Linked DNA regions of Mus musculus: all the other regions are linked to region 2. Evidence: chromatin loops called from intact Hi-C (ENCODE). Cell type or tissue: heart. All regions are shown on one strand. Each heading gives the region's core, and the rest is flanking DNA. Links, peaks and the distances in the headings are about the cores only. Region 1 holds the start of Rpp30 (ribonuclease P/MRP 30 subunit). Region 2 overlaps Slc16a12 (solute carrier family 16 (monocarboxylic acid transporters), member 12). Region 3 overlaps Slc16a12 (solute carrier family 16 (monocarboxylic acid transporters), member 12).

Region 1 (7,073 bases), core at 812-5,811, 1.4 Mb after region 2:
AATATTTATCTGAGCAACTTTTTTCAAGTGATGTACAGTACTATTGTTTTACTGGTTTGCTTTTGGTTGTGCTTAGTTTAGGTTGTGGGTACTCTTCATCATGGAATTTGCATCTTAGTAAGCAGGCTGAGTAAAGTGGATTGCTCTCCCTGAGGTCTGGCTTTATCTGATTGTCTATTGAAGGTGGATCCTGTGCAGATGGAGGTCCCTCATCTTGTGGAATTCTTTCATCCTGACTACCATGAGTTGGGACATAAGCTTTTCTCTGTCTTTGGACTCAAATTGAAATAAATTCCAGGTCTTCCTGGGTCCTGAGCCCACCCATCTTTGGATAATCCTGGCTTTCACCTTTCAGGTGAGACTAAGACAGGGTATAATGGTGGGAAAATGAGACCCTAAGAAGGGAAGCTTGAGAAAGAAAGAAGCAAGAAGCGCAGTGACAGTGACATTGGAGTCTGCCTCTAGGTGGACATGCCCTTGACTCCTCTCTTAAGGGTCGATCAAAACTTGCCAGACCAGGGGCCTTACTGTGAAAATACCCTTTTCTTTCCAGCATTTTATCTGCTAGGGAAGTTTCTACCAGCTGACCCTCTCTGAGGTTCAGTTGGGTCTGCTTACCTTTATGAGACCTGACTCCTAAGGAAGTAACCATTTATACAACAGCCAGAACCTTTAAACTCCCTAACCAGTACTCTTTGCATCCTAGCTCTTTTTCTGACGCTTGCCTGCCCAGCTTAGGGATGCTTGCCGCCAGGTGGCTGACCTCCATGCTGCTTCATTCTAAGCAGTGTGGTTTTTGTTCCTTTCCTTCTCCTCCCTTGCAGGCAGCTGTGGTGTTTACAGCTTGCCTTCTTTGGGGTTCTCCTTTTAAATTCTAATAAATTGTGCTGAGTTTCTGCTTTCTTTGTTCTCCAGCCTATCCGTGTCTGTTCTTAATTTTTTTTATTAATGAAACTAAGAACCCCAAAAGAGGACCCTCAAATCATAAAAGGGGACTCTTGCTCTGCTGAGACTCCCCAGTATTTCTTTCCTGTTCCCCCTCAACACACAAATTTAGACATATTTGGAGATGCTAAGATATCAAAGGCTACTTTGGATGCAAAAGCCCCATCTTCTAAGTGTCTAAAGTGAGGTTATGACTGCCTCAAGGCATGGTTGAGGGGAAGGTTTTTATTATAGATATGAGAAAGAGAAAAGTTAGAGGCATCTGGAAGAGTCTAGAGCAGGAAAAGAAAGTAGATTAAACATGGCTAGAAAACTGAACTGGACCAGGAGAAGAGGAAACAGGGATTGAGTGAGAGAGAAGAGAGCAAAGAAGAGAAAGGGCCAAAATGACCAAGAGAGCAAAGAGAATGTGTATGGCCAAAATGGCAAGGTTATATGGGAATAAGAAGCTGGTGGAAGAGTGTTATGGGTCTGGGGTTGCTCAGAGATTCACCATGACCATGAATAAATTTTAACAAATGAGAGGCTTTATTGTATACTGGTGCCTGGTCTACACGAGGATTCTCAAAATGCAGCACTTATCCGTATTTACCCTGGGTTTATAATGGCAGAAGCCATGAGGCTTTAGGGGTGTGGAACTACTTCTCATCCTGCATGCCTTTTACAATAGACACCCTGTAGATGCCTCAGCCATCTCCGGCAAGCAAGCAGTTCTAACAGAAGCATCACTGGGATTAGTTCCCAGGACCCACTGTCTTTCAAGAACAACAGAGGCAGTAGAATTTACAAGGATAGGCAGTTTCTTAAGATTTGCTCAACTATCCCATTCTGCAAAGTTATCTATCTTGGGCAAGTTCACCAACAGGAAACATTTCACAAACGAACACATTACAAGTTGAAGTGATTTCCTCATGGATTCTTTCAATACAATGGTGTTGAAGTTTTGAACTTGTTATTCTCTATCATAGAGAAGCCCATGAGCTGGAACAGTTTAGGGTATGGGTCAGGGTAAGGAGAGGAGGATGCCAGCCAGCATGAACTCTGTAACAAGTACTTGAGATACTGAGAGAACCTGGAAGCCATCATCATATGCTTTGTGTGCTGATTGGCATCGGAGTTAGACATTTGTTCCCAGTTTCTGATGGACCTGACACTAAGTTCCACTATGGAAGAGAAAATTATTTAGTAGCCATTCTCCTAGAGCCCCAGAAAACAGGAACCACCATCACTATCAACCATCACCCCACTTGCCTGTTAGAATTAAATCAGCAAAACATACAGTTGTGTTCCGTTCAGCAATTTCTAAGGTCTTCTTCAAGTGTTGCATCCTTGAGGCCTCTGCCACCCATTCAGGCCAACATTTGAACTTTTTTCTTTCCCATCCTTTTCTCTCTGCCCAGTCCTGCCTCCTTCCCCTTCCTTCCCGTTCCCTGCTTCCTCTCTCCTTCCTTAACCTCCCTTTTTTCTTTTCCTCTTCTCTCCTCATACCATCCACAACTGTCCTCCCTACTGGCTTTTCTCAGGAGACAACACACTAGGCAGCTCCTGAGCCAAAATGCTTCAATCCACCATTATACTGCTGAAGCATTCACTAGCTCAAATGTCAAAAAGGTAGATGTTGGTTTAAAAAAAATACTTATTTGCTTTGAAAATTAACAAGATGCACACATAAGTACTTGGCAGATGCTCTGCCGCAGTGCAGTGCTCAGTGGTTTTTATCTCTTCATTTCATTTCATTTCTAATCCTTCCTTTCCTCTTCACCTAAGCTCAGTGATTTGTTCTGAAATGCAGCATCATGGTGCAGTGGGAGGGGGTGCCTTAGTGAGCCCTTTTATAGCAAGCCAGGCTTGTACCTGGCTGTTGCTAGGTAACTGTTAGGAGGAGCCTAGAAGAAATGCTAACACTCAGAACAAAGGGAATCTAAAAGGTGAAGACCACAGTAACATCACCATGACTCTTAAAGAATTATGCCCTCTGTAGTCTAACCTTAATATCAAATAACTAAAATTCTTATTTAGGTCCACTACACAATGGCTACTCGACTGACCAATCTAGATTTTGTGATCCTGTATGAAGACATCTCTCTACTACTATAAAAGTTAGAACTAGACATTCTGATGAAAGCAAGGGGTTTGTTTTGTACGGCCTTGGTCTGGTTGCAGACATTATTTTGTTGTTGTTTTGTTCTTGGAAAATATCAAGTATTGGAAACAATCATTTATGAAAATTAACCAAACATAGGTGTGGCAGTGCTCAGCTGTAATCCCAAAACCAAGGATACTGAGGCAAGATGATTGTGGATTTAAGTCCACCCTGGGCTACTAATAATACCACCTCTGCTACTGCCTCCTCCACCTCTTTCTCCTCCTTCTCTTCCTCCTCCTCTCCACCACCACCACCGCCATCATCATCATCTTTCAGAAATTTGTAGGAAATTAGTGATCATTACAGTAGTGTGGTCAGATGGAGAAGACTCCATATTCTTTGTGATTAGTACAGAAATTGAAAATGCTTCTAAACATTTCCATCACTTTGGTATAATCCCAACGGACAAGCTCATGAGAAGTGGACTTTTCTTATTTGAGAGACCAGCAGTTCAGAAGTCCTATTGAGTTGCACGAGGCTGGAGCTGCTTATTAGTAATGCGCAGAAGGGTTCGCATGCTAGGCAACTAAAGACTGAATGGAGAGGGGTAAAGGACTGGCCCTCTACATCAAGTAGATTAAAAATCGTGTTCTATGTTGTTGAATAATTGATCTGTCAATATTAAAGAGTTCATTTTTAAAAGGGTCATTTAAAAGTAGAAACATCAAATGATATGTGTATGTTTCTCATGAAAAACATTGTAAGACATGTTTTCATTTTTGCCCCTCCCAGTCAGTCCTCTGGCTAAAGGATGTGTTGGCGCTAAACCATCAGCTTTGAGAGCACTCTGCCATCTTGTGGTTGTAGTCTGTAACGGATTGTCTTAGCCCAAAGAGTTTAGATAATCTTAGCCACAGACCAAATACTTCAAAAAGGCCACTTTCAAAGAATGGAATGTACTGTGGAAATAGGAAAGAAAAATAACTTCCCATGTATCTTCATTTATTTGTTAGTTTAACTACTTTTGAGACTCTGTATTTCAGACTGGCCTGGTACTCTCGGTATAAAGAAGGTTGGCCTCAAACTCAGAGTTCTCTCTGCCTTCCCGGGTCTGGGATTAAAGGCGTGTATCACCACGCCCGGCTCCCCAGAGCTTTAAACAGGCTTCAAGACCTTAGAAATGTCTGCTTGACATCGGTATGCTCTATGGGTGCCTTTAAAATGAGTCACTTTGCATTGCTGTATGGTAGGAGCATGGGAGATTTGAGCCCCATCAGAGAGTACCAAAACATTCCCATTCAAATTATGAATAAGTAAGGCTATAGGTCCCAACACACTAACTTTGGCTGGATTCTAGGGAATAGGAAAGTCTCTGCAAGACGACCCAAGACGACTGAGAAAGAAAAACTACAAATCCCAGAAAGCTCAAGGAACAACCTAAAACTCCCAGCATGCCTGAGGGACAACACGGCGGCTGCGCAGACTGGCGCGCGGGTGCTCCTGGGATGTCAGCATGGCGGCGTTCGCAGATTTGGATTTAAGAGCGGGCTCAGACCTGAAGGCTCTGCGCGGACTCGTGGAGACTGCTGCTCACCGTGAGTCTACTGGCTTGGCTCTGTCCCCCACACCATCCAGCTTTGTTTGGTAGTTTTTTCAGGCCCCATTCCGGTCTCTCGTGTGATCTGCCTGACGTCCCTAAAGGCAGAGAATAGCTGCAGTATCACCCGGATCCCCTGGGTGAGAAACTCGGGCTCTTGACAAAGCTGTTGTTGTTTGTGTTTGCCCAGTCATTCGTGCAGAGGGAGAGAACGGAGGCCTAAGGGGTCGAGGCATTGGCATGGAGCCTGCGAGCTGATGAATGATAGGAACAGGGACTGGTCCCCTCAGCCAGTGCTTTTGGTATCAGCCCCTTTTGAGTCACACGGCATCTGTCAAATACAGAAAGCTGGGTCTCGGGCAGGAACTGCTGTGGGAGCTTAGAGAATGGGAAGGGCGTTACCTTATTTCTCTCGAGCATCTCAAGTGCCTTAAGGATGAACGTTGATCATGTGAGCTCTCACCTGGCATAGGGCCTGCCAAATAATAGATTCTCAAATCCCTTCGAGAGGAAGGAAAGTAGGGCGTTATTGGGCTGACTGGGAAGACGAAGGGCCGCTATTTTATCATTACCATGCATTATTCTTTTAATATTAATACACTATTATCCTGTCAGTATTTTAGGCAACTTAAAGACAAGAGTCGTGATTTAAATGTATTGGGGACAGGGCACTTGTCTGTTGTGATGGTAAGACAAGCCTGTAGTGTCCCTCGTCTGTTATTGTAGAGTACCTCAAAAGAGATGTGAGGGAGTCATCACTCCATTGCTCCGTAGGAAAGGGAGCAAATGTGAGGGGGATCGCAGAAGAAAGAAATGATAACAAAGGTGACAGAAAGACATAAAACTTGAGTCTTTAGCATTGTGTTAATATGAACCACAGCCTAAATATGTGCCTGGCTTCTAAATGTGGCAGCTAAATATGTGCACTCTTCTAAAATACTGGTGCTGTTTCACTTCATTTTCATGACACTTGAAAGTCCTGTCTGCTGTTAACATCATGGGACAGGTGAAGAACCTGAAACTTCACCTTAAGTCACAATAAACAGTAGGGCTCAGGATCTGCCTCCTACCCCACCCCCTTATTTTCCAGGTCTCGGAATTGAATCCAGGACTCTGTGTATGCCTAGCAAGCATCCTGACACTTAGCTACATCCCTATTGTCATGCCAGACTCTTGAATCTCTTATCAATATGATCATTGTGAACAAGAAAGTATATTTTTTAAATGATCTATTTTTCTTTTCAGTGGGATACTCAGTTGTTGCCATCAATCACATTGTTGACTTTAAGGAAAAGAAACGGGTAAAGTAGAATTTCTCATGTAACTGGTTGCTAAATACAAGTGTTTATAAATCCTTGTGTCTGTGTTGGGAATATGGATCTAGAGACAAGTGTACTAGTTAACTGTTCTTGTTGCTATGACCACATACCTGCAAAGCAACTTAAGGAAGGAGGAGTTTATTTTGCTTATCCTCTGACGGTATAGTCCATCATGGCAGTAGGAGCGTGAAGTGGCTGGTCACAGCTTCTCCTCAGTCATGAAGCAGAAAGAGACAAATGTTGGGGCTTCGCTCACCTCCTTCTTTAGTTAATTCGCTCAGGCTCCCAACCCGTGAAGTAGCACAGCTCCCGTTCAGGGTGGAAACACCATCATAGAAATAGACAGAGATGTGTTTCTGTGGTCATTCAAGGATCCTTCATCCTAAGCATGTTTCTCTTTTGCGGCAAGGTCTTATATGTCTCACTCTGGCCAAGGATGATGGCCTCCTGCCTCTGCCTTCCCAGTGCTGAGATTACAGGCTCATAGGGAAGGCCTTAGGGATTTTAGAAGGCATGTACCAACTGAGCTGTATCCTCAACCCTCAACTATATTTCTTAAAAACCCTGTGTTTCAGGGCCCCCAATGGAGGAACTAGAGAAAGTACCAAGGAGCTAAAGGGTTCTGCAACCCTATAGGTGGAACAACAATATGAACTAACCAGTACCCCCAGGGCTCGTGTCTCTAGCTGCATATGTAGCAGAAGATGGCCTAGTTGGCCATCATTGGAAAGAGAGGCCCCTTGGTCTTGCAAACTTTATATGCCTCAGTACAGGGGAACGCCAGGGCCAAGAAGTGGGAGTGGGTGGGTAGGGGAGTGGGGGAGGGTAGGGTATGGGGGACTTTTGGGATAGCATTTGAAATGTAAATGAAGAAAATACCTAATTAAAAAATTAGATATAAAAAAACCCCTGTGTTTATTTACTTTAGCAATTGAACATATACAAATGATTTTTGTTTTGTTTGTGAAAAATTCTAATGTAGTATAAGGATTCCTAATGTTGCGTTTATATTAACTAAGTTACTTTCAAAGATGTTTAAAAGTACATTGCCATTAAATGAACTGAAAGCATGTCATCTTGTTTACTGTGCCATGGTCTCATGAACTCATTGACTGATTTCTCTCCT
Region 2 (7,073 bases), core at 1,446-6,445:
GGGGTCAATTTTGTTATGACAAAACCCATTCTCAATGGCCTCTGCCTTGGAGTTGCCTTGAAATACAGCTAATCCCATAAACTATGCCCTGACTTTCCCCTGGAGCTAAGTAAGTACAAATCCCAAATGAGAAAACTCCAGGCTACTCCAGATTTCTTCGTTGCTCGTTATTTTCCCCCATATAAATATGTTAGCAAAACAGTATTAATAATTTACTTGGGAGGTGATACTCTGTCAAAATAAAATATTTCCAGACCATGAACAACCTGGTGGCCTGGGGTCCACCAGCCTTGAAGATTCCCAGGGATGTCACGTGAGGTTGCAACCAGACCTGGCTTTAGGCAGGGGTTCCTCATCTTTCTGATCTAACTCCCTTGCTACAGAGTAGGCCACTGATCCATTGGTCCACAGTTGTAGCTTGGGATCTGAGTCTTTGACCGGGAAAGGCACTTGTGTTCTCTTCATCCTCTTGACAATTCTAACGAAGCCAAGCAGGATGGAACTAAATATCATGGCAAATCCACAGAGAAGGAAGGCTGCAGTGTAGCTGCCCGTCGTGTCCACCAGCCATCCTACAGCAAAAGCAAAACCACGGTGCTGAGCTAAAAATTCAATTACCGGATTAGCCACTCTCAAACTTAATCATTTGCCAGGAGAATCTCCCTAGACTACAGCACACCATCAATGATTTGAACAAAAAGCAGATGGCCTAAAGATGTCTTGCAGGAACCGAGAAATATATAAATTAATAATTGTTATTAAGTGAAGGATTTAAGAGAGGCCTCTGTCTTTGCTACTCACACAATAAATATTAGTGATTATTAACTCCATGAAATCTGGTTTAAAAAGATGAAGATTGTATTTCATAGTCTGTAGCTTTAAACATCATTCAAGTGATTGAAGTTGGGATCAGTGATATAGGGGATAAGTGGACATACAAAATGCTAATAGGATTCCCAGAACCCACACACTACTGTAAGCAACCTAATAGACTTTAGTGCAGTGTCCAGTTGTCAACGGAAGACTGATCTCAACCATACCTTATTTGAAAATTTGGACTCTCGGACATTGCTTCTTGGCCTTTTGGTTAAGATCATGCGCACAACATGATGTTGTGTGTTGTTTTAAATGCATATACCGGAGGCCACAATCTATAATTTGTTTTTATTTCTGCTGCTATTGCAGTATATCAATCCCAATATCTATGCCAATCACAAAGATGTGAGGAGCACTGTGTTTTGTGATAGGAAAATATGGGTCACAAGGATCAGAGAGTTGGTGGGTAAAGTTTTACTCTGGTAGGCAATTGGTTTGTAGTTGGCAAGGAGCAGCTATAGATTTTTCCTCAAAATATTTGTATGTGGAGAAAATCCACCAGGAAAGTATACAGCTTCACTTTTCACCCACTTCAAATCCAAAAATCAAAGTGGAGTAGAAAAATTAATTCTCACTTTACAGTTTCCCATGATCCATACCCCCCTGCACATATTCTTGTTATGGTCTGATTTGTATGTGGATTTCTGTAGGGACAAAGTAGTTACTTTGCATTAAGGTAGAATCTTAATTTCCTCTATTGTAAACCTCTAGGTGGTATTCTCTAAAACATGCTATAGTCATTATCTGTTTGCATGAAAACTTGACCATTACCAACATTTGGTATGTACAAATGATAAGCGAAGAACACAGAGAGAGCCCTGCCCTCCACCTGGCTCTCTGTGTCTTTATACCTTCACGTCTCCTTTTAGCCTCACTACCCACTGCTCTGTTTTGGTAGCAGACTTCCTTCTGATGGTGCCCTACTTACTTACAACTGGAGCAAATGTTCTATCCTTTTACTTCTATCTTTAACATAAACTGGAACCAAGACCCTAACTTGGGACTTCCATTTTCCATGCAAGCTACCATCCTTACTTGGTTGGAAAAAGATTATAAAGGCAGAATGTGGGTAGGACCATAGTTCTTTGGTCCCTTTTGCATTCCTACAACCTTTCACCCTTTCCTGACTCACTCGGAAGCTTTTTCTTATTTTTGGTATATGAGCTGTACACAGAAGTGTGGGTTCACTTCCTCTACATCAGTACAGTGACAGTGGCTAGTAGACTTTGAAAACTTACCTGCAATGGGTGGGCTCACCAAGTATGGCACTGCATGAAGGAAGTAGACCACGCCAAGTGCTGAAGACAAAGAGGTGGTCCCTACTATCTCTGCAGTCACGACCGGGATCAAGGTAACGTAGGCTCCATCAAAGTAGCCAAAGGTACAAGAGAAAGGCACAAGAAGGGGGAAGGTTTGAAGCATTGGAAGACACAGATAGCACAGCCCATCTAGTGCCACGGCAAAGAGGTAGCAAACATATCGGTAATTCTTCAGACACCTACAAATGTGAAGAGCCATAATGAGTATGGGATACTCAGATTCCATAAAAGAGATATTTGAACAGAGTCACGCAACTGTAAACACCGCAGCTGTGTGTGCCTTCCTATTTGTGTTATCTTACACTCGCGCGCGCGCACGTACACACACACACACACACACACACACACACACACACACACACACACACGAGCACGCATGTGTGTATGTGAGCATATGCATTAGCTACCATGGAGGCCATATTGGATTCCCTGGAACTAGAGTTACAGGAAGCTATGAGCTTCTCAGTGGGGGTGCTAGGAACTGAACTCCATTCCTCTGCAAAAGTAGCAAGTGTTCTTTACTGCTAGCACATCTTGCCAGCTCCTGTTATCCTCTGATTGTTCTACTGGCATATATACATGAATGTATGTGTGCAGGAAGCATAGTATGGTGTTGCTCTAATATGTACAAGATTGCAGTGTCACTACCTGCGTAACTCTAATGTAAAATCCTTTCATCATAAAACGAGACTAGCCACCTCAATATATGTAAACCTGAGGCCACAATTTTCTAGGCAGCTACCATAGTGAGTGCTTCGAGATAAGGTTGTCACTGGTATCGAGCACATCTCGCATGCTCAACAGCCCAAGCAATCATACATTGCTGAGACTGGATATGAAGACAGTAAAAAGAAGTGTAAGAGTGACGAAGGTCTGTCTGATCTAGGATAAAGTCCTACATCCAGACTCCCGCAGTGGTCTTCCACTCCATTTCCTCTCTGAAACTCCACCTCCATCTATAATATAATAATATAATATAATAATATAATATTTGAAAGACGGTAGAATGCCAGCTCTGCCTATTTGCAAATGCTTCCTCTCATAAGCCTCCAACATCTACTTGACAGATGGAGGCCCTGGAGAATCTCAGCAGTAGGTGATTTTAACAAAGGGTAGAACTGGCACAAGAATTTAGGTCTTGTGCCTAGCCACGCCTCCTTCGACTTACAAGTTGCTTCTCCCTGAGTCAACATTGTGCAGCGGACATCGCCCCACCCTTCCTCCTTCCTTTGTCTTTAATTTAAAAGGTGGGAAGTGCTGGGGCACGGCTGAGTGAGCTTGTCCAGCATATGAGTTGCTGCTTTTATCACCAGCGAGGCACAAAAGAAAACAAGTGGAATCTGTTCTAAATATTATATTAATAATGCTAGAGAATCCCAGTCAGATCCTGATTAATGACTAAAGTGTAACTTGTGAGAAGCCATTAGATGATAGCTCTCTTAGCTCATGACTCAAACATAAGTAATTCCTCACCCAAGGCGCCATCAGAAGTCTCCAATCCAAACAGGTAATTAATTATTTGCTGTAGAGTTCCTATAAATCCAGTCTCTAAGCATACAATATCATGAAAGTATTCTAGTCTCACACTGAAATCTAAGTGTGTGGCTAATGACATTGTGTGTCATTGCACCTGACCCTTCTACCTGAGGGGTGGGGTGAGGTCCTCTTTCTGCTACTAGTTAAACCCTGGGACAATCCAAAATGTGTTAAGACCACAGCAGGCAGAGAGCAGTTGTCGCAGTAGAAGACTAATTTACTTTAGGCTGGAATCAAATTTGTCATTAGGACTTTTAAGTTGTCCTCCTCTGTGAAGTTCAGACAGACATACAACCTAGACTGTCTAGAACAAGAATGGACAAATTAGGAGCACCTCTAGCTTGCTAACCTTTTGTGTGACTTACCTGGTCATTTGGTTGGCTTGTTTCATCATAAATGGTTGTAAACCAAATAAACAAAACAAAACAAAACAAAAAACCTAACCTTGGGTGAAATATAGAAATAGACATTTCAGTATGCATTGATACTCATCAGAACACAGCTGCTCTCATGCTGATGGCAGTCCTATAGAGTTATGACAAATACTATATCTTCTACAAAGCCAAACAATGTTTGCTCTATGTGTCCCCATACATAAAAAGTTTGCTAACATCTGATCTATAGGAATCAGCAAGAAAAGCCTCCTTTAGATACCAACATTCCCCTCCAAATGTAGATGTGTGACAAAGCCAGGGAAAACTCGGCACTTAAAGCCTCCTAGGAAAAGCCAGTTGCGTTTTGCCCCGGAATTTACCTTCTGTCAGTTAGCCAGCCAAATGTGATATTGCCAACAATATCGATTACCCCGAGGATGGACATGAGGAAAGCAGCTTGATGGTGGCTCACTCCGACACTCAAAGCATAAGGCACTAGGTACACAAAGAGAGGGCTGCAGCCGTAGGCCATGAACAGAACAGAGACGGCCAACACGACGAAGTCTGACATCAGTAAAAAACCGTATTCCTGCTGCAAGGAGCAGCAAAGACGGGTCTCTGTACATTCTTTGGTCAAAGGTGAATAGGGAGATGCTTGCTTACAGTCTTCTCGCTGAGATTCACGGTTGTGATTCTTTTCTGGGACTGATCGGTCCTCTTTAAGGGTAATTGGACGCATCAGAGCGCCGCAGACGCAGAGATTCAGAACGAACCCGCCAAGAATGAGCAGTGCTCCTCGCCAGGAAAACTGTTCGATGAGGAGCTGAACGACAGGAGCCAGGATGAAGGTACCAATGCCACTGCCTGACATGGCAATCCCATAAGCCAGGGCTTTCCGTCTGCTGAAATACTTGCCCACCATGGCAATTGCCGGAGAGTAACAAAGTGCAAATCCAAGACCTGGGAAACAGAGAACGCCGTGAATGGTGGTTCACCGTGAGCGGACAAGAGCGGGCAGTGGGAAAAACGGATGACTGAGACTGAAGAGACTCTGATCTTCCAGGAATCCCTTTAAAGCTGTTTGTGTAACCAGCTGAAAAATTAATCTTCCTGCCATTCTTTCGTAATTTTCAAACTACAGAGAGGAGTTCTGTGACTTTTTTCCTTAGGAAGAATACACTAAAAGAAATCTTTTCTCAAAGACATGAAGAACTTGAAAAAAAAAATCACTACTCAAGCTAAGCTGGAATTTCCCAGCAAAATCAGGGACATGCTGAAGAAAGAAACTGACCACTCCCCACTCCTTTCCATACATCCTCTCTGTCTCTCTGTCTCTGTCTCTGTCTCTGTCTCTGTCTCTGTCTCTGTCTCTGTCTCTCTCTCTCTCTCTCTCTCTCTCTGTCTCTGTCTGTCTCTCTCTCCCTCCCTCTCTCCCTCCCTCCCTCTCTCCTTCACTCTCTCTCCCTTTCTCCCTTCCTCTCCCCCTCCCCCTCTCTCCCTCTCTCCTTCTCTCCCTCTTTTTTTCTCTCCCTCTCCCCCTCTCTCCGTCTCTCCATCTCCCCTGCCTACTTTTTGTAGGTTAAACTGGCTGAATACTTGTCTCACCTCTTCCCTGCCTGAGAAGACACATCTTTGATGGTCTATGCTTCCCGGGTTTTATACAGAAATAATATATACAAATCCAGGGAAGTTGCAGGACATTTCATTTAGGAGGGAAATATCATAGACTAGGGAATATTACAGAAGAACATGGAATCTGGAAATATTCCTCAAGTCCTTCAGAAAAATACCAATAGTTTGGAAAGCTTTCAAAAGGTTTTTGGCTTCTACTACCTCAGTTTAACTTAGAAAGCCCAAAGAGCTTCAAGCCTATGTTTCAGAACATGTAGGCTATTTACCTCAATGCATCTAAAGATAGATATAAAATATGTGGCACCTCAATTGATAATTGATAATACAGGAGAAGAGACAGAAGAAGCACTCTCAATACCCATCCACATTTGCAATACAGACGGTCAACAGATCTATGGGTTTCCAGATGCTGGGACTTTCAGTTCTAAAACCAGACCAGTTCCTAGTAGTCTTAGCAGCCAGGCCCTATGAGTTACTAGGGATGCCTGTAACGTCCTTAGCAGACAGATGCAGATGCACAGCCTTACTCTGAGGTTACACACATTGCTGGCCTAACTCATCCTAAATTCATAGCATGTACCCAGACAAGAGTGGGTACCACCTTCCACCCCCATATCTGTGATGAACTTATTGTGCCTTGAGTCCCACCAGCCAACCTCATCCCAACCCTATGCAGTCCTGTTAAGTTTATGGAATGGACACATTCTTCTCTTTCCATAAAATCCGTCATTATTTTCTAAAATGGGGTTTCAATAACTCTGAGAAATAATGTGAAATATAAGAATACCTGAGGCAAGGTACTATATTTTCTAAGTTGAAGTTCCCATTTATTGGATAATAATAAGCATAATAAAGACCAGAAAATTCAGGCCAAACACGGTGTTCAGTGTCTTCCTTAACAAAGAGAGACAGAGAAAGATCAACCACTGTTGAAAATTTGTATTGTGCTGAGTAATTTATCGTTTCTTCTGAGTTCAGAGTCTCAGGCATATGTAATGCCAGAGAGAAAAGTTATGTCTCATGGCATGACAAAATTAATGTGGTAAGGCTTTAGGCTAATGGAATTACATTTCTAAGTCTCTGTAACTACTAAGTTGGTAGCCATAAGCTAAGTCAGCCGCATTATGAGTCTAAAGAAAAGTGTTTTATAAATCTCTGTTGTGTTTATGTCTTGACAATACTTGAACAAAGGTAGGGTCAGACTTGTGGAAGAAAGTGCGCTTACCTGTAAGAACTCCCAGGCTGAGGTAGAGGTGCTTCAAGCTGGTGGCAAATGAGCCCAGGATGAAACCAGTAGATGCCAGCAAGCCACCCAGCATGATCCCCGCTTGACAGG
Region 3 (7,073 bases), core at 922-5,921, 51 kb after region 2:
TATGTGACCGTGAGTGCTCATCTACATCCCCTACTCCAAGGCTCAGAGAATATTGAGGAAGAGAAGATAGAAAGAATGAAGCAGAGAATGTGAAGGAGTGCTTTGAAATGCTGTCTTCTTACATGTCCAGGCTATTGCACTTATTGAAGGTGCGATTTTCCTTGAAAGTTGGTGAGGAATAAAGATTCTTTGGGGCTGTGCTTACTGGTAAGTTGCCCATGCTACAGTGAATGTGTGCCCATACACACGGGCAGCATTAATTGGACTTAATGGTTTGTTTAAAAGACGGAGAAGGAAGAGAAAGAGGCGGCCATGGTGGTAGGCAGCATAAAGCTGGGAGAGATGTTTTAGAAAGTATCCAGGGGCAGTTTGAGGGGGGGGTGGAATAGGGGTGGCTATGAATATATTTCATTGTGTACATGAGTCAAAGTCTCAAAGAATAAAAATATTGACTATAAATAATTAACAATAGCATCCTTAGAATGATAAAGTCTATTAATTACATTCACATGCTCAGAACAAGACATCTCCTTCCCCAGTCACACCAGACTGACAAACGGTGATTCCGAAAAGTAGCAACAGTAAATGTTGAGAATGATGTGAAGGCAGGACTTTCATATGCCAAAGTTTCATATGAAGCTTTGTGAAATAAAGACAGGCTTTCCACACAATCTCTGCCATGCCACGAGAGATAAATATTCACATCGGCCAAAACACAGGTGTGAGAGATGTAGAGAGACCCTTGAAACTTCTAGTGCCATTAAATACCTGGCATTCAAACAAGGGCCATTGGATACATGGGGAAGCAGACACACAAGTCGGTAGCTAACCCAAGGTCACATGGATGTTAGACTCCATGGTGACTAGGCACACTGTCTCTACCAATACCACTGACGTTGGGATTTGCACAGAGCAGCGTTTTCTTCAATTCTGCATGGAGAAACTGTGACTTACAATCAGTGTCCTAACAACATTCCTAGAATAGGTTTGGGGGCAAAAACATAAAGATAGGGAGAAAACAGCACTGAATTTGGACAGCACATCACTGCTTACAGCTTTAGTGACTTCCTCCTTGCCCTGAGAAGAGCACTTAGTCTCTTTACAGTGTGTGTGCCTTGAATGACCTGACCTACTTCAGAGCTTCAAGCATCGCCTGTCACTGTCCCCCACCTACACTACACAGCTTTCCAGACATTCTGTTCTCAGAATGTGCCAACCTCATTTGTGCCTCAGGCTCTCACAGTCACTCTTCCTCAGTCTGTAGTACTTTCTCCCTGTCTTCACAGAGCCAGTCACCTCGTGCCAGGCAGCTCTCTCTTCATGTGTCTCTTTTGGGGCCACCGAGATGACTCAGTGGGCACAGAAGATTGCTGAACAAACTTGATGACCCGCGTTTGATCCTCAATACCAAAGGAAAGCTGGAAACAGAGGAGAGCCGCCACAAAACTGTCCTCTGACAACATTCAAGCTGTGGCATTCACATCACGCATGCAAACACATCATTTCCTCCAAGGGAATAGTGTAACACTTCCTTCATATAGGACAAATCCTATTGAGTTATGTAATAAATGTATCAGAAGACTTATTTTTGTGTGTGTAACTAGCTTCTATATCTTTGCATTGTTTTCATTTATTTTAAAAATGTTCCATTAAACTAAAGAGCCTTCAACAAGCATCATCATGTACAAACAGCTTTGTTTGATTTTGGAAAAGTGAAAAAAAAAAGAGAAGCAATTCCCTTTGACAAAAGAGAGAACTCCTAGGTTAATGTCATCTAATCCACAGTGGATATACCAATCCCACTCCAAACTATAAAAGGCCTTTGTAACCCTTGCCCCTGCCCCCACTGGCCTGTAAGATAATTTCTTCAAGACTTTTTGCATCTTACGTGTACTTGAAGGAGATGAAGCATGAAATGACTGCACATTGTAGGGCGAAGGAAACAGGAAAGGTCTAGTAAGAACGTGTCTATGTGCATTCCTACATCTACATAGAGACCAGACTACTTGTCATTGGTAATGACTTAAAGCCAACCTAGGGGCCACGTAGGTCAAGAAACAGTGCTCCTCCACATATGAAGCTATAAAGCCACACATTTTGAAAAGATCCTTAAGTCAAAGGACTGGAGGTGTAGTTCAGTGGCAAAATCCTATCCTAGCATACAAAAGAAGAGACAAAGACAGGAAGGAAGAGAAAGAAAAGGGAGGTGGGGGTTGGGGGTGGATGGAGAGCAAATAATATCACAAAACCTCTACTATACCTAACCTATGAACCACTATGGCTTAACCTAGCCTACCTCATATTCAGAATGTTCAGCCTACAGCTGGGCAAAATAATCTAGCAATAGAGCTTACTTCATAATCAAGTGTTCAACGTCTCCTATGTACACGCATAGGTATTGTGTGTGCCAGTAACACAGGAACCCAGAACACTGTGGAGTATGGATTAATCTCCCTCAAGATCATGCAGCTGACTGAGAGCTGCATCTCACTACCACTTTTTAGCGTAAGAGTGTCCTTACTGAGTATCGCTAGCCTAAAACAAGATTGAAATTCACAATCTGAACTATGGCTTGTACCAAATATATATCACTTTGATGATATTTCAAAGTTTGAAACTAGTCATAAGTTGTCTTAGTTTATTTTCTGTTGTCGTGTTAAAATGCTCTGACAAAAACCAACACAAGGGAGAAAGGGCTTCACTTCAGCTCACAGTTCTAAGTTACAGTCCGTTCCGCTGGAGAATTCAAAGCACCAGGATCTTAAAGGAGATGGCCACATTGTGTCCGCAGTGATGAATGCAGGCCAGGGCTCAGCTCACTTCCTCCAGGCTTATACAGTTCAGGGTCTCCTGCTTAGGGAATGGTACTGCCTACAGTGGTGGGTCTTCCCAGTCTAATTAGCATAATCAAGACAGTCTCCCACTGATGATCTGAGAGGCCCATCTCCCAGGTGATTTTAGATTTTGCAAGTTGACAATCATCACTAATCATCACTTAAGTCAAACATCTTCATAAATTGAGGACCCTCTGTAACTGATGAGCAAAACTCCACAGTAAGAGTGGCAGGGATGCTGCCAATGGAGTTTGCACTGTGGCCACCACATCTGGATCCCTAAGACCTGTGCTAGCCAGGACTACTGTAAAGGGAAAGAACAGAATGCCTGGGAAGATTTGTGGAGCTGGATAACCCACTGTGTCTGAAAGCAGGAAGCACAAAGGAGGAAGGAGACAGAGAGCCAAGCCCTGCAGGCATCAGCCGCTTCTGCATGGAAAGTCTGAGAAATCTGAACCCAGGGAGGAAATGCTGAGGAGAAAGAAGCAGAGACATTGTTGCTTAGGTGTAAAATGATGAAAACGATAGAGATGAACTTGCCTCGCCCATTCCGATACTGAGCTGATCTTTTATAGCAACTCCTTCCCTGCAAGCAGTCATCAGCTCTCGATTCCTCCCTTATCTGAACAAAGGCAACAATGGCACCACGTCACATGGTTCCCCACAGCCTGGATGCAGTGAGCATCATACTCTTGGTTCTCAAACAGAGTTAAGCCAGAGTTATATCTCAGCCACAGTAACAAAAGCAAACACTCATTTCAGAAAATGACGCTGAAGATCGATCAAAATGGTAAATCTCATAAAGTCAATTTACTGGTTATAAAATGGCCCTTGACTAGACACTAGTCCCATCAAACTCCCTAGCAGACAAATACAAAACAAAACTTTCTAATCCACCTGCTTAGCCTGCACGTCATCTATCCCAATGGCTACCAGAAAACCCGAATTCTATTGTCAATGTGATGACAATCTTTACTTTTTAAGAGGTAGTAATTAGCTCCATGAAAATATTTTTTGTGCCTTTTCCCCTTCAATTCACTATATCATGGCTGCTGTTTAAGCTGAGACAAGCATTTGCTGTGGGCTTTAAAACTTACTGGAAAATTACAGAGCACACAGTTTTACAGAACAGGAAGCACGCTTCCCTTCCTCTTGCGGTCAACTAAGGTGACCTGACAAACCGTGGTAAGAGAACAAACGGGAAAGGAGAGGTCTTCGTGCTAAAGATAGAGAAAGCAGTGGAGATGTACAAGGCAGTAAAGAGGCAAGTGTGTCAAGCTGATCTGCATGTCAGTGGTCTAATCTACTGCCAGGGACCTCTGTTCAGCTTTACTGATCAGAGAAGTCCCCCAAAACAGGAGCACCTGAGGCTAGCCTTGAGCAGCATAAATAATAAAATGCAGGTTGGGCCTCATGAAACTGGTCCTGTTAGAGTGAAGGGGAGCAACCGTCAGCTTTGGAAAGGAAGCACTAGACTCCCAATTCAGAACACTTTCCGTGGCCATGTTATAGGCATGTTATATGTCTAAGGCAAGACTAGGAGAAAATACAGTAAAAAGATGACAATAACAACAATAAACTGGTAAATTTTAAACAATAAACTGGTCATTATTTGTAGGAAATATGTGAGAAATCTTACTTATTTACTTATCTTTATACACGTGTGTTTAAATATAACTTTTAAAGGGTAAAATTGTAACTCCAAGTGCATTACAATGGTTATTGTAAGAGCAAAAGAAAATGATGGTAAGGATGTAGAGGAATTGTAACTCTGGTATCTTTCTGATAAGGTTGTAAAATGGTGTGGTCTCTGTGAAAAACACTGTGGTACATCCTCAAGATGTTATAAAGAGAATTTCCATAGAATCCAGCAATTTCCCTCCAATAATTAGATGCAGGCCCTCAAACCATCATGTGTACACCCATGTTCACCATATCACTATTCCTAATTGGCCCAGAGTGAAAGCCACCCAACCCAAATGTGTATTGACAGGTGACTGGGTGGACAGAATGTGTTCTCTGCACACCATGTGACCAGCTTTAAAGGGAAGGAAATGCTGACAGAGGCTGCAAAACAAGTGAAGCTTAGAGGGTGGGGCTAAGGAAAAAGGGCTGCATGGTTCCAAGGGGGTGATGTGTCTGCAACAGTTAAAGTCATACATACAGGAAGTAAAACAGAGGTTGCCAGAAGTTGGAGGGAGAGAGAGAAGGGAATGGGGCCAGTGTATGGAGTTTCAGTTTGAAAACATAAAAAGGCTCTAGAGATGGATACTGATAAGGAATACATAACAACAGTATGAATCTGTTCTTGACATAATAAGAAAACTATACTCGGTCCCTGCCCTGGTTTCCTGGCATGCAACTCTTAAAACACTTGACATTTTAAGAAAACAAAGATCTTGGAAACCATAAGTTCTTGCATGTTAATGAGGTGACTGTTGGTTGGAGACTCCTGGGGGTGGGGGGAAGCTCTAAATGGAACTGGCTGCCAGAAGAATTAGCTATGTGATTGGAGGGTTGCTATATACTTAGACACTCCACCCTTAACCCTGGAAAGAGAGAGGGTCTGAAGAGTGTCTTAATGAGCAGAGACTAATGATTTAATCGACCATGCCTAAGTAATCATGCCTCTATAAAACTGTAGAAAGACACCATCTGGGGAGAAGGAGACCCAAAAGTCCATCCACACACATCAGTTGAGTGTGCAACTCCATATCTCCCCGGGACATGCCTGCTCATCCTGAGCTCCTGACTGTACCCTACCCTATCTTTTCAATTAGATGATGGTCTATATTCTTGAATGTATCCTTTGGGGTAAACTCTTCACATAGTCAAGCAAAGCATTGTCCTACACCCGTGAACTGTTTTAGCACACAAGCAAAGGCAAGAACTTTTGGACACTCTGACTTGCAGCCAGACTGCTCAAAGCATAGATGCAAAGCTGAGCTCAAAGGGAGGCCACACATCCCTCCTGTAGCAGTTTCTCTGAGTTCAAAATTTTCATCTTTGAGGGAACTGAAGATACCAGATGTTACAAAGGAAGTGAAACAAAAGGATGTTCTCATGGGAGGTAAAGTTTTCCATTCTGCTGGGAAGCTTGTTAAGCTCTGGAAGTTAAACAACTCAAAAGCTTTAGGAAGTCCATGAAACTGACCAGAATCACTAGACTCCTTCTTCTGGTATGTAAACTGTATATAAACTGTAAAGACAGATGCCAGATTCTTTCAGATAAACTAAGATGCTAGAAGAGACAGGTGAAGTCACCTGAAAGAAACAGAAGATCAGCCAAGCCGCCTCGGGATTGGGGGGACAGAGACCAACAGAGCTGCCTAGAAGATGCTCAGACCAACTGGACCACCTGGAAAGGATGCTTCACCTGTTGAACTACCTGCAGGCTGTGCAGTTTGGTGCAGGTTTCGGGCTTTTATGAGCTGGAGTGGGCTTTTGGTGAAGTAACTGTCTGAGTCACTTCTGCTCCTGATAGTAATTCTTCATCTATTCTCCTGTAAGTAACATACACCCAAAATAAACGGGTTCACCACGGTGGACTCTGATGGTATCTGTACTTTGGTTTGTGTTGTTTTCCTCTCTGGGGTGAGTAGACTTTTATTCACATTTCCCTAGGAATAGCATTGGACATGTATAAATCTGTGAGGCTGAGAACTTGTTCTGTGGGCACCTTACTATGTCAAGGTAGAGTTAAAAGTTATTGTAGGATCTGAGTAGGCAGGTACAGGAACTTCTTAGAGTTCAGAAAAGGCCACTCACCAAAATCAGCCCCTGGCTATGGATCAGAAGTATGAACTTCTATCATTGTCTTTCCCTTAAAAGTTACTCAGTCTGTGGTACTGTGTTACAAGCCACAGGGGAATAAACTAGCATAAACAGGTCAATATGAATAAGTTATGATAAATCTGTCTTTAAAAGTAGACCATCAGAATACTTTGTAGATAAACTGGACTAGATCACAAGAGGGAGATGGGATCCAGACTTGCCTCTAAAAGGTTCATGTGCTAAGAACTTGGAAGCTGGTGCTACAGTATTGGCAGTTGGTACCATTATAATATGGAGTCTGGTAGAAGATAATTAGGTCACAGGGCACTACCTTCATAAGGGGTCAATTCTCATGTCATGGGAGTTGGTTAAACCCCATAAAACTACATTATATGTATAAAAGGAGAGGTCTGTATAAAATGAAGCCACCCATACACTTGGCCTCTTTAATGATCCCTTTTCTCC

What was found. Peaks named below come from ENCODE experiments on the same cell type or tissue, not always from the same donor. Only the 100,000 strongest peaks of a DNase experiment are listed, where the experiment ranks them.
Region 1: it touches region 2 in a loop (7-fold over the local background); 6 of 42 quality-filtered maps call a loop at or near these places.
Region 3: a loop joins it to region 2, with 2.4 times the contacts of the local background. A loop is called at or near these places in 2 of 42 quality-filtered maps.

Annotation. Positions count from the first base shown.
Region 1 is chr19:36,079,193-36,086,265 of GRCm38, forward strand. Rpp30 (ribonuclease P/MRP 30 subunit) reads left to right here and starts at 4,524. Exons shown (of 11, transcript NM_019428.3): 1 at 4,524-4,626; 2 at 5,874-5,929. The coding sequence starts at 4,545. In heart, for the core only: a CTCF peak has its summit at 3,898 (motif pointing left); DNase peaks (open chromatin) are centred at 4,519 and 4,859; H3K4me3 peaks cover 1,939 bases; H3K27ac peaks cover 1,258 bases; H3K27me3 peaks cover 497 bases.
Region 2 is chr19:34,670,322-34,677,394 of GRCm38, forward strand. It overlaps Slc16a12 (solute carrier family 16 (monocarboxylic acid transporters), member 12), which reads right to left. Exons shown (of 7, transcript NM_172838.4): 4 at 6,963-7,073; 5 at 4,486-5,065; 6 at 2,115-2,374; 7 at 1-572. The coding sequence ends at 310. Among named protein-coding and RNA genes, the nearest start is that of Ifit1, 33 kb to the left of the region's middle. In heart, for the core only: no CTCF peak of the experiment used is centred there; a DNase peak (open chromatin) is centred at 3,380.
Region 3 is chr19:34,721,566-34,728,638 of GRCm38, forward strand. The region is part of intron 1 of Slc16a12 (solute carrier family 16 (monocarboxylic acid transporters), member 12); the gene reads right to left. Among named protein-coding and RNA genes, the nearest start is that of Slc16a12, 22 kb to the right of the region's middle. In heart, for the core only: no CTCF peak of the experiment used is centred there; DNase peaks (open chromatin) are centred at 3,246 and 4,076.